4 separate regions of the Homo sapiens genome follow, and all the other regions are linked to region 1. The links are chromatin contacts, found by Hi-C or POLR2A ChIA-PET in ENCODE. All regions are on one chromosome and are shown on one strand. Each heading gives the region's core, a stretch centred on a gene start or an enhancer-like site at or near the end of the contact. The rest is flanking DNA. Distances are from core to core; before and after follow the strand shown.

What was found. A loop is a pair of places that touch in the nucleus more often than their neighbours do. ChIA-PET counts read pairs that join two places held with the same protein, here RNA polymerase II (POLR2A). Pooled maps may share reads with other maps.
Region 2: a loop to region 1 is called in a pooled map, with 2.2 times the contacts of the local background. The contact joins two enhancer-like sites. A Hi-C loop is called at or near these places in 1 of 50 pooled maps. POLR2A ChIA-PET finds 5 or more read pairs at or near these places in 3 of 52 experiments (T-cell, activated CD4-positive, alpha-beta T cell and activated CD8-positive, alpha-beta memory T cell).
Region 3: POLR2A ChIA-PET joins it to region 1 with 11 read pairs in T-cell. The contact joins two enhancer-like sites. POLR2A ChIA-PET finds 5 or more read pairs at or near these places in 4 of 52 experiments (T-cell, activated CD4-positive, alpha-beta T cell, activated CD8-positive, alpha-beta memory T cell and 1 more).
Region 4: a map of aorta shows a loop between it and region 1 (2.0-fold over the local background). The contact joins two enhancer-like sites. A Hi-C loop is called at or near these places in 3 of 168 maps with a recorded cell type or tissue (IMR-90, aorta and ascending aorta) and 4 of 50 pooled maps. POLR2A ChIA-PET finds 5 or more read pairs at or near these places in 2 of 52 experiments (Panc1 and naive thymus-derived CD4-positive, alpha-beta T cell).

What each region holds. Positions count from the first base shown.
Region 1 is chr14:89,700,511-89,703,262 of GRCh38, forward strand. No RefSeq gene overlaps it. Among named protein-coding and RNA genes, the nearest start is that of FOXN3-AS2, 130 kb to the left of the region's middle. RefSeq lists a silencer at 1,155-1,214. Within about 2 kb of position 1,426, at least 26 of the 41 ENCODE cell types and tissues checked have a DNase peak (open chromatin) inside an H3K27ac peak, as active enhancers do; they include ascending aorta, where a contact is called at or near this core.
Region 2 is chr14:89,492,695-89,495,559 of GRCh38, forward strand. It overlaps a transcript of FOXN3 not described here. Among named protein-coding and RNA genes, the nearest start is that of FOXN3-AS1, 77 kb to the left of the region's middle. Within about 2 kb of position 1,542, at least 2 of the 41 ENCODE cell types and tissues checked have a DNase peak (open chromatin) inside an H3K27ac peak, as active enhancers do.
Region 3 is chr14:89,476,145-89,478,844 of GRCh38, forward strand. It overlaps a transcript of FOXN3 not described here. Among named protein-coding and RNA genes, the nearest start is that of FOXN3-AS1, 60 kb to the left of the region's middle. Within about 2 kb of position 1,412, at least 4 of the 41 ENCODE cell types and tissues checked have a DNase peak (open chromatin) inside an H3K27ac peak, as active enhancers do.
Region 4 is chr14:89,854,911-89,857,777 of GRCh38, forward strand. All of the region lies in intron 5 of EFCAB11 (EF-hand calcium binding domain 11), which reads right to left. Among named protein-coding and RNA genes, the nearest start is that of EFCAB11, 98 kb to the right of the region's middle. Within about 2 kb of position 1,371, at least 2 of the 41 ENCODE cell types and tissues checked have a DNase peak (open chromatin) inside an H3K27ac peak, as active enhancers do; they include ascending aorta, where a contact is called at or near this core.

The DNA.
Region 1 (2,752 bases), core at 176-2,675:
ACTACAGGGGATTCTCATCCCAAGATTATGGTCGTTCATGCCTCTAGGTTTAAGTGTTGCTCAATCAGCAAGGTGCTCAATTCACAGTGATTGCTGCGCATTTCCTTGTTGATCAAGAAAATGCAGAATCTCAGCGCAGACACATTTACCAGCACATTTACCATCAAAATGAATATAAGAAATAAGATTTTGATTTAAATTTTCCAGTTGCAGCAGATCGAGAAAAATATGTGCAGGAGAGGATTCCATTTGAAAAGCTCTGATTCAAATAAGTCCAAAGAGAATGCATCTCTATGTACCTAATGTTGCCTTCGAATTAGACAGTAAGCTTTTCTCGCTCAGAGCCCTTGTCAATTTGATTAAACTCACAAACATGTGACTGACTCCGCCTCTATTAAAAACACTCAAGCCAGAGAACGACTGAGAAGCGTGTGGCTTTGTCTTTGTGAGTGGGTCTTTTGGCCAAGCGATCATTACACTAGCTAAATGGGTGTACGGTTAAATTTAATACTCCACAACTGAATTCTCCAATCGCAGCTCACTGCAAAAAGTGATTTAGAATAATGCAAATTTGAGTCCAGAATCTAGAACACCCTTCCAGGCACGGAGGTTTTCCGTTTAAATGGCCCTCGGGAAATAACACTGATTTTCAAAGTCGTTTTAAAAGGCAGCTTTTGGCAGCTGCTATCTTTTGCATATTCTCTTTCCGAGATTAAAGAACCTTCAGGTGACAACACCTAGGGTAAAAGGATGGGACATCAGGCTGCAGACGTGCGTATGCGTGTGTGCACACGCGTGCAGTCTTGACTAGGTGTGGAAAAAAGGTCCGAAGAGATTCCAAAATCAAAAAAATTCCCTTGGCCTACTCCGGCCCCGAAGACCAACTCAGACCCCACCAGACAAACTGGAAAGTCTCCAAGCTCTCAGTCGCCCCAGTCGGCGGGGGAGTGAGTGGGGCCGACCGGCCTTGCGGCCCTGCCACCTTTCGGGGCGACTCGGTTTCTCCACTGACACCCCCGGGCGCGAGGTCTGGTCCATCCCGGAGTGGGAGCTAGGCAGGGACGCCACCTGGCAGCCCACTCTGGGCCCCTGGCCCGCGTTTCCCGCAGGCGCCGGCGGCGTCGGGCGCGGCCGCCGCGCTGCCATGGCAACGGCGGTCCGCCCCCCCCCCGCTTCCCGGCGCCGGCGCGCCAGCGGGGCGGGGCGGGGCGGGCGTTGCTAGGAAACCGGCGGCGGGCCGCCTCCGCGGCGCGGTCTCTCGGCTTCCACCCTTCACCTACTTCCCCTGCGGGGCCGGAGTGGGGGAGGGTCGGGGGAGGCCATCGGGAAGCCACGTGGTGGCCCGGGGCCTCGCGGCTCATTCTGCGTTGCGCCGTCCCTTCCAGGTCGAGTTGACGGCCTTTTCCCCCTTGGCGTACAAGTATTGAGTCCCGCGCCCTGGGAGGGAGACGGCGCTCAGCAAATTTAGATGAATGCAACGCTTCAACGTGGGCTCTCGACCTCTGGTCCCCCATCCCCTGCCGGCTCTATTAGGACAATGAAGTCCCCAAACTCCACTGGAGGGTTCTTCACCCACTCTTCTTCCCCTCCAAAGGAACCATCTCTTGAACTTCACGAAATCCAGGAGCAATGCTAAGCGTTTTGTATACATCACCTCATTTTCAATCCTGTGAGGTGGGAGCTGGGAACTTCATTTTAACAGGAATAAAATGTGGCCTACAGCTGGTTGGGGTGGAGCCAGGACTTGAAGTCCAGTTGTGCTTATTAACTTCAAGTGTCTGCCTTTTTATAATGCTCAAGTTCGTCCTCTCAGCTGCCTCTTGGCTAGCCCAGCATCCCCCTTTGCTGTCCAAACACCCACACCAGCCAGGACACACTGTCTGGAACATGGTCTGACAAGGGGATTAAAAACTTGAAATCAAGGTTGTCCAAAAAATCTGGGGCATACGGTTTATGTTGATGTATCATTGATAATTTACAGATGTCCCACTCTGTAATGTACTACCAGAATAACCACTTATGATCATCAAATTCTTAGGAAATGAAAATCCAAACCAAAGACAATTGACTCATGGTAGGTACTCCATTCTGGGCTTTAACATTTTTTTTTTTTTTTCTTGTAAACCATAGCTGTTCACTAAGTGTTTTTTTTTTTTTTTTTTTTTCTTTATTTCCTTGTCACTGACTTGAAGCTCGAGAGTGTATTTTCTACTAGGGAACTGTCTTGGGTTGCCAAGGATTTGCGTGCAAGCAATTTATTAAGGAAGAGCTTCCAGGAGAAACTAGAAAGGGAAGCAGAATAGGAAAGAAGCAGCCAAGCAAGGGAGCAATTTAAGGTGAAGTTCCAGCCCCAGCAAGATCCCCAGCTAGTTCTGGAGCATAAATTAGAATTTATCCCAACTTGAGGCAAGGGAGCTGGGGTTTTCATAACCCTGCACCAATTAGTCACTGGCTATAGTCTTTCCTGGAAAGGGTGGGGGGACAAAAATACCTAGCACTTCTGGTTCTGAGGTGAGTCTGGGTGAGTCTAGGCACTTAATTTAGACGCGTTAAGTGAGTCTAGGTGCTTAATACCTCTTCTGCAGTGAAGTGGCTCCTATAGATTAAGGGAAGGAAGTTCTCTGAAGGAAGGGGTATGAACCTTTAGGAGTAAACCACTTAGAAGCTGGGGCTAGGGGCAATGAACTGGAAAGGGGGATATGAAGGGATCTGGGCAGAGCACCAACAACACCCATGACAGTCCACCCCCTGC
Region 2 (2,865 bases), core at 292-2,791, 210 kb before region 1:
AAGTGAGACCCTGTCTCAACAAAATAAAATAAAACCAAAAAACAACCCCCATAGAAGACACAAATTTCAATTCCCATCTCTGGATTGCTCAGACTACACATGGGCATATATGGAAAGCTTCAACATTCATTTCATTTATCAACTTATTTAGAAAGGCACATTGTATCTACCCACTGGGGTGTGGTACATTCCAGGGTTCAAGTCCCTGGTTTATAATCCAAAACCTGTCCTGGCCCTCCACATGCGTGGGTGCTCAGAAACTCCGAGCGCCTCAGAGGTATTCTCTTAACATCTGATCAAATAATGACTATAAAGAATAATATGCAGTACATACTGTAGATAGTTCCCTGTGCACATAAAAAAATAGTCTCATACAGCCCAAAGAGCTGTCTGCATCGCTTTTTCTAAAAGTCCACCTATGGTCGGAAAACTAACCTTCTTCAAATGAATAGATTAGCTTAAATTACCATGCCATTTTACATTCTCTTCACTGATACACGAATAATAAAACTATGAGGTAAATGCAGGCTTAAATCGAATAATGGGCATAAATAAAAAAATTTTTTGACATTAAAAACTCAGTGTAAATTGCACTACAACATACTTGAAAGCTCCCACAATCATAACGTGCACATTGAAATCCATTAACCTAATACCTAGGCTGCTATTCAAAAGTAGGGGTCTAGCAGGCAAATAAATACTCATTTGAACACTCCTCCGAAATTACTGCACAATTTGGTTGCAAAGTCACACACTTACAAAGTCTATCATCTTTACTTGGTTGCTCTGTAACCAACACTGAAGTCATATAAGGTTACAATGTGGCAGCATGAGATCAACACAGATACCAGCAAATGGTACTAAAAAGTAGCAGCAAATGTCAAAGACAAACCAGGGTCAGCTTGGAGAGAATGAGATATTTACATAAGCTTTCAGAAAAGACAATGGAGCCCCGATTTCCCCTTAACCGCACACCTAATCAACCTCTCTGCTCCTCACCTGATCATTCTGATATAAAAGCAATTTCTACAGTGATACATTCAAAGACCTTAGTTGCCATAAACTCAGCAGCTGTTAAAAAGATTCTGTTGCACATTCGATTTGCTTTAAGACTCAGCTATTTCCAACCAAAGCTTTCATTTCTTATCCATCTCTACCCCCCTCCAAAAAAAAAAAAAATAGCTTCATTAACAATATCCTTCTTTGATATGTCATCTGCCAAGGCCATTTTCTTACCTTTGTAACTCACATTTTTTTTCATTTGAGGATATTTACCCAAGCAAGGACAATTGTTTGACTGGAATCTTGCAACTTTCAACTTTGCCCAGATTTTGCCATCGTGCAGAAGGGGAATGCCGCAACCCCCGACACATCGTTCAGTTGAGCTAATACACATCTGAATCCAGAGCTATATTTTAAATTCTTTTACACTTACTTAATATAGTGCATGCCGCCTGTCCACTGATGCGATATCAGAAACCTGCAAGCTACTATTTCTGCAACTGTGTCACTGTAGATAGTCTGAAACATGTACGTAGCTGTTGCCATGGAAACAAACACAGCTAGGGTAGAGTGCCACGCTGTGTTAATTCCTTCACCCATGAACCCCAGGGGAATGCTAACATTCATCTTCTTTCTCCTTTAGTCTCACACTGCTTTAATATTTTTTTAGCATTATCAAATGATGTACTAAATACATATGGTACACCTGAAAATACGGATGGCTGAAATGAGCCGTGGTACCAACCTAGCCTGCCGGCTGGGCTGTCTGCTTAAGGTGGTGCAGCTCTGCAATGGATCCTTTCCTGAACTTCTCCTGGGAGAAATAAAGAACTTTGTCTTTCTTTTAAAATGGTGTGGGAAGGACAGAAAAGGTGAGCATCTTGTCTCCCCTAAGAACAGTTATCCTGGAATGGCACCAGAAGAAAGATGCTATCAGAAATGTACCTTCTCAGTTCTCTGAAAGGCAGAGGGAGGCCTTGCAAACTTTCTGAAGTGGATCCAAGCTAAGAGTTGTTCTCCCTTCCAAGTAGAGCTGCATTAGCAGGCTATAAACCCAATAGTTTTAATTAGGCAAAAGCATAAACCCTTAACAAGGGATTCATCTGTCCCCACTTGGTCTTTATTCCTAAACCCATGCAAGAAGGTATTAAAATGAGTGAGTAGGCAATGACATGGAAATCTGCCATTATTCAGAAAGGAATTGTGATTTTCCTGGAATTTGAACATTCTCTTTTTTGCTTCAAGTTCATATCTCTGTCCTTATCAATGCTTGGACCTGTGAAGAAAAGTCAAACTCATTCACTGCACCTAAAAGCCAAAATGTATGGTTATTGGTGCACTGGGCCACCTTCTCATTATTCAACTGGTAAGCCGCTTTAAATATTGGGGTAATATTCATCACGGTAGACAAAAGTAAGCTGTTCAAAATCTTAATTACATCATATCCCTTGGGCTGGTTAATAATATTCAATCTAGATGAAAATGGCCACGTTTTAGATTTGCATGCTGATGTGTTTCACTTGAATACAATTTTCGCACTAAATAATCACTTGTAGGCTTTAAAAGTGCAGCTCTGTGACCCTGAACTGGCATATTTTAAAGAAACCACTACTTTATTTGTGGGGATTATGGCAAAATTAGCCTAGAAAAGATGAGCAAACTTTTCCTGTTATTTTCCTAAATTGAATCATGCTTGGCTATTTACTATGATAATAATAATAAATTCATTCCTAAAATAAAGCAGAACAGAAAATGGATATATACACACCTTACTGGTTAAAGAAATTCATCACTTTTTAAAAGCAATCTCAAAAAGATGTTAGGGTCCAGTAGAAAACCTAGTCTTCAAGTATTAGCAGGGCA
Region 3 (2,700 bases), core at 162-2,661, 220 kb before region 1:
GTCACAAACACACACCTTTTTGTACTAGAGTCCTAGTGTTAGGTAAAAGTCCACCTGTTCAGAGGCCATCTGACTGCACTTTTGGGGTGAGATAATGCCCTTTCCAAAAGCCTCTCCCCTCCTTCACCGTGAGCTGATACATCTATCATATTGACTGGGCCAATCTGAATGCCATTCTCCTTCAAGAGATCCCAACTTCAAAACAGCCCTTCCTCCTCAGACTCCCGGCAGATGCCCCTGCTCGGACCCCCAACTGCTCCTCTGAACCAAATTCTGCCCAATTAAACCAAAATGCTCTCGCGTGTACTATGTTGACACCACCACTGAGGGAGCTATGAGCTTTGAGCATAGTTGAGTTTGGGCTCAAATGACTTGATCTCTGGTTAATGCTCAAATATCCATTTTGGGAGTTCATATGCACACATCAGAGTGAGAGAGAAATCAACATGGACACATAAACCACATAAACATATTCACTAGAGGGAAACAGCACAGTGTCGTATTTTCCACAGCGATTAAGAGTCACCTCTGCCTTCGCAGGGGGTTGGGTCCGCCACATTTCCACCAGGAGATAAACCTGAGTGACCTAGAGTGCTGAAGACCGATGCCTGTTTATCTTTTCAAATGCTATCCCCCCACTCCTTAAACCAGGAAGAAAGTCTTCATTGCTGGTGTATCTCTAACACGTGATAATCTTCTTTTTCATAAGAAGGATAAGCCACTGTCTTCAGACCTGCAGTGAATGGTAGTAAGGCGCCAGGAGGGAGAAATAGAGAAGGAGGCAAGAATGACACCCAGGAGAAGGGGCAAGAGAACCCCAGGCAAGGAGGCTCTGGGATCTGGATTTCACCCAGCAATAAAATTTCAAAAATAGTTTTAGGGACAGGCGTATGTACATGGCCAACTTTTTGTTTTGCCAAGTAAGGATATTGAACTCACTGTCTTGAGCTTATTTTTCTCATTTTGCCTTAGACTGGGGGAACACTCACGTTTGAATACCTACTTGTGCATATCTGTGTACTGTCTGTGTCCCCCACCCCCTTAGACTAAGCCCAAGCACGGCACCTCGGAATTGCCTCTGCCTCCCACACAGAAGCTCCCTAGGGTCCAGAAACCACTGAAATAGACCAGACTGGATCCCCGATCTGAGGAGTATTCCATATTTCTCCTTTCACTTGAGAATGTTTTACACTTCCTTATCTTCCTATCTTCCTTCAGAGAATTTCTGTGAAACATCTTTTCTAGGGTGTTATAAAGCCATCTTAAAAAAAAGAAATCAACACTTTCTCCCCAGGAGTCACTTCAACCCTTGATAAGAAAGTAGTTTATGTGCTTCTGAAGGAAATGAATTCTAACTAAAAGGGCATTCCCACTTTCGGCCTTGGGGCCTCACCCACAACAGCCAAGAACACAGCTGCAAAGAGTGCCAAGGCCTTCTTCCTCGGGCAGAGCAGCCAAGGGGCAAAGACTTTCCAAGCCTGCATCTTGAGAATACACCACGGCCAGCCAGGATGACTGGGCTGAAGGGAACCAACTTGAAGGCTCTGGGCCAGACCCAGAGCTTTCAGCAACAAATAAGGATTTAGACCAGCTTAATTTCTGAATTCTTGGAAGACAAAGACCATGTATATTAAAGTGGCCGGCACGATGCCTATTTGCCATGTGTAAATAGGCATTGAGTCAATTTTTTATGGCAATCGTGATAATGTTGATGAGAACAACAGGAGAAAAAAAAAATAACCAAAGTCCTTTATCCCTTGAGAGGAGACTGGATCTGGCCTGATGACCCCTCACAGGTTATACCAAGAGCTTCCACAAGGCCTTCAACGCTGATATAGTTTGGATATTTGTCCCCACCCAAATCTCATGTTGAAATGTAATCGCCAATGTTGGAGGTGTGGCCTGGTGGAGGTGTCTGGGTCATGGGGGAGGAACCCTCATGAGTGGCTTGGGTCATCCCCTTGGTGATAAGTGTGTTCTCACTCTGAGTTCACATAAGGTCTAGTTGTTTGAAAGTGTGTGGCGCCTCCCCTCACCTCTTTCTCCCATTCTCGCCATGTGACGTGCCTGCCCCCACCTTGCTTTCTGCCATGATTGGAAGCTTCCTGAGGCCTCCTCAGAAGCAGATGCCACTATGCTTCCTGTACAGCCTGCAGAACCATGAACCAATTCAATCTCTTTTCTTATAAATTACCCAGTCTCAGGTGTTTCTTTATAGCAGTGCAAGAATGGACTAATACAAACAAGGGCTGTTTGTTGAATAAACAATGAATGAATTCTCAAATTCATCTTATCTTTCAGTACACAAAAACAACTGGTTTGGAAATCTTTTAGATTAATTCTCACTTAAATAAAATACATATTTTAATCTTACTTCCAATTATCAGTCAGGATCATACATTCTTGGGTAATAAGAACCATAATAGTAATTTTAAGAGCTGCCACAGAATAAAGTACTGGGCCAAGTACTTTAAGAGAATGATTTTATTTAATTACCACAACACCGACTGAGCACAGTGGCTCACGTGTATAATCCCAGCACTTTTGGAGGCCGAGGCAGGCGGATCACTTGAGGTCAGGAGTTTGAGACCAGCCTGGCCAACATGGTGAAACCCTGTCTCTACTGAAAATACAAAAATTAGCTAGGCGTGGTGGTGCACGCCTGTAATCCCAGCTACTCTGGAGGCTGAGGCACGAGAA
Region 4 (2,867 bases), core at 121-2,620, 150 kb after region 1:
GAGTGATCAGGAAGTCTCAGTAGCTTGGTCGGGGGTTTGATACACAATCTCCTCATTTACTGAGCTCCAACTTCCTATCTAAATACGATGTTCAATTCTTGCATCACCCAGGTCAGAATCCCTGGAAAAATGGGAAAGAAAAAAGAGGACTTTCCCTTACTTAGCATTTTAGGCATGAGGAAATTTCAGTGTCCCACTTACAGAATGAAGAACATCAGGTAATACCAAAAGTTCTTTTGTAGCCTGAATAGGACAGCTTCTTTTTTTTTTTTTTAATAAATGTTAGGCCAGGTGTGGTGGCATGCCTGTAATCCCAGCACTTTGGGAGGCAGAGGCAGGAGAATCACTTGAGCCCAGAACTTCAAGACCAGCCTGGGCAACGTGGCGAAACCCCATCTCTACAAAAAATACAAAAATTAGCTGGGCAGGGTGGTGTGCACCTGTAGTCCCACCTACTCGGGAGGCTGAGGTGGGAGGATTGCTTGAGTCTGGGAAGTTGAGGCTGCAGTGAGCCATGATCGTGCCTCTGTACTCCAGCCTGGGCAACAGAGTGACACTCCATCTCAAACAATAAATGAATACATTGTATTGTGTATATTTAACATATACAACATGATGATATGGGATACATACCGATAGGAAAATGGTTACTATAGCAAAGCAAATTAACATATCCCAACTAACTATTGCACAGTTACCCATTTTTTTGTTTTTGTGGCAAAAATAGCTAAAATCTACTCATTTCACATGAATCCCAAATGCAGCACAATTTTATTACCTGTAGTGCTCATGTTGTACCTTAGGCCTCTAGGCTTGTTCTTCCTACACATCTGCTACTTTGTATCCTCTGACCTGTATCTCCCCATTTCCTGGCATGCCCCCACAGCCCTGGTAACCACTGTTTTATTCTCTCTGTATATTTGACTGGGTTTTTGTTTTTTAGATTCCACATATAAGTGAAATCATGCAATATTTGGCTTTCTGTATGTGGTTTATGTCACCTGGTATAAAGCCCACCAGGTTCATCCATGTGGTGACAACTGTCAGGATCACTTTTAAGGCTGAATAATACTCCATCGTATATATACACCACAGTTTCTTTATCCATTTGTCCAGCAATGAACTCTTAGGTTGTTTCTATATCTTGGCTATTGTGAATAATGCTGCAATTATCGGCAGATATCTTTACAAAGTGGTGAATTTTATTTCCTTTGGGTATATTCCCAGAAAAGGAATTCCTGAGTCATATGGTAGTTCTATTTTTAATTTCTCTCTCTCTCTCTTTTTTTTTTTTTTGAGACAAGATCTTGCTTTGTCATCAATGCTGGAGTGCAGTGGTGCAATCTTGGCTCACTGTACCCTCTGCCTCCCAGGTTTGGGTGATTATCCTGGCTTAGTCCCCCAAATAACTGGGACTACAGGCGCGTGCCACCACACCTGCCTAATTTTTGTATTTTTTTGTAGAGACAGAGTTTCACCATGTTGCTCAGGCTGGTCTCGAACTCCTGAGCTCAAGCAATCCGCCCACCTTGGCCTCCCATAGTGCTGGGATTACAGGCATGAGTCACCATGCCGTATTTTGAATTTCTTTAGAAATCTCCATACTGATTTCCATAATGGCTGTACCAATGTACATTCCCAACGGTATATAAGAGTTCCCTCCTCTACACCTTTGCCAATATTGGTTATCTTTTAACTTTTTGATAATAGCCATCCTAACAGCTATGAAGTAGCATCTCACAGTGATTTTGATTTGCATTTCCCTGATGATTAATAATACTGGGCACCTTTTCATGTACCTGTTGGTCATTTTTATGTCTTCTTTGGAGAAATGTCTATTTAGGACCTTTGCCCATTTTTAAATTGGGCTATCTGTTTTTCTACTATTGAGTTGTATGAGTCCTTTATCAATTTTAGATATTAACCTTTATCAGATATATGGTTTGCAAAAGCCAGCTTATTTTCAAGACCCTTTTATCCAATCAACAGACTGTTTCCTTTTGGCAGTCTCTTAAACTACAGTGATTCATTCTGGGCAAAGACAGAAATGCCTCCTAAGTAATTTCTCCTAGCTGAGAACTACAAGGATACTACTTGGGGCTCCCAACACAGTTCCCTCCTAGAGTTCTCCTGGGTGCATGTGAACTGAAGCAGAAAATATAGACCTGGCTTTGAAGCTCAAACTCTGCCACTTACTAACTATGGGCTGCACTCAAGTTTTCCAATCCTCTGAGTGTTATCTTTCTTACAGAGAAAAAGAAGATAATGGTATTTACTTATAGGCTTGTTAAACTCAACCACAAATAATAAAAATCAACTAAGGGCCAGGCATTGCCTTGCTCATCTGGATTCAAAGACGCATTTCACAGCTCTGCCCTTTGGGCACTCCCAGTCAAGTGGCAAACAGATACAGACCAAAAAGTGCTATAATCATGACGCACGAAGACGGAAAGACTGGTTGGAGGATGAAGAATTGAAAGAAAACTTACTTGAAATGAGGTAATTATGTAAAAACACGGTTCCCGATGCCTGGCTCACTTTATAAATGCCTTTGGGTTGATTTTTTTTAACACCCTATAGCTGTTACTGACCTGGTCTTTCTTTTTTTTCTGAAAGTTCCTATAAAAAAATCACCAATAAAATGCTGGATGGTCATTGGTTCCATTTTTGGAGAAGCTCCTGAGTAACTGTAAGATGCCTTCTCTGAAGCTCTGTCATATCTGGCACTTGCTCCTCTAATCCTAGGTGAATGCTGTGGAATTGGCCCTCACCAGTTCATCTAGAAACTGGGCAGCTTTCTTAAATTTCTTTCCACCTTCAATAAGAAGGCTTCTCAGAAACAATAAGTTCTGAATTATGGTCTAGAC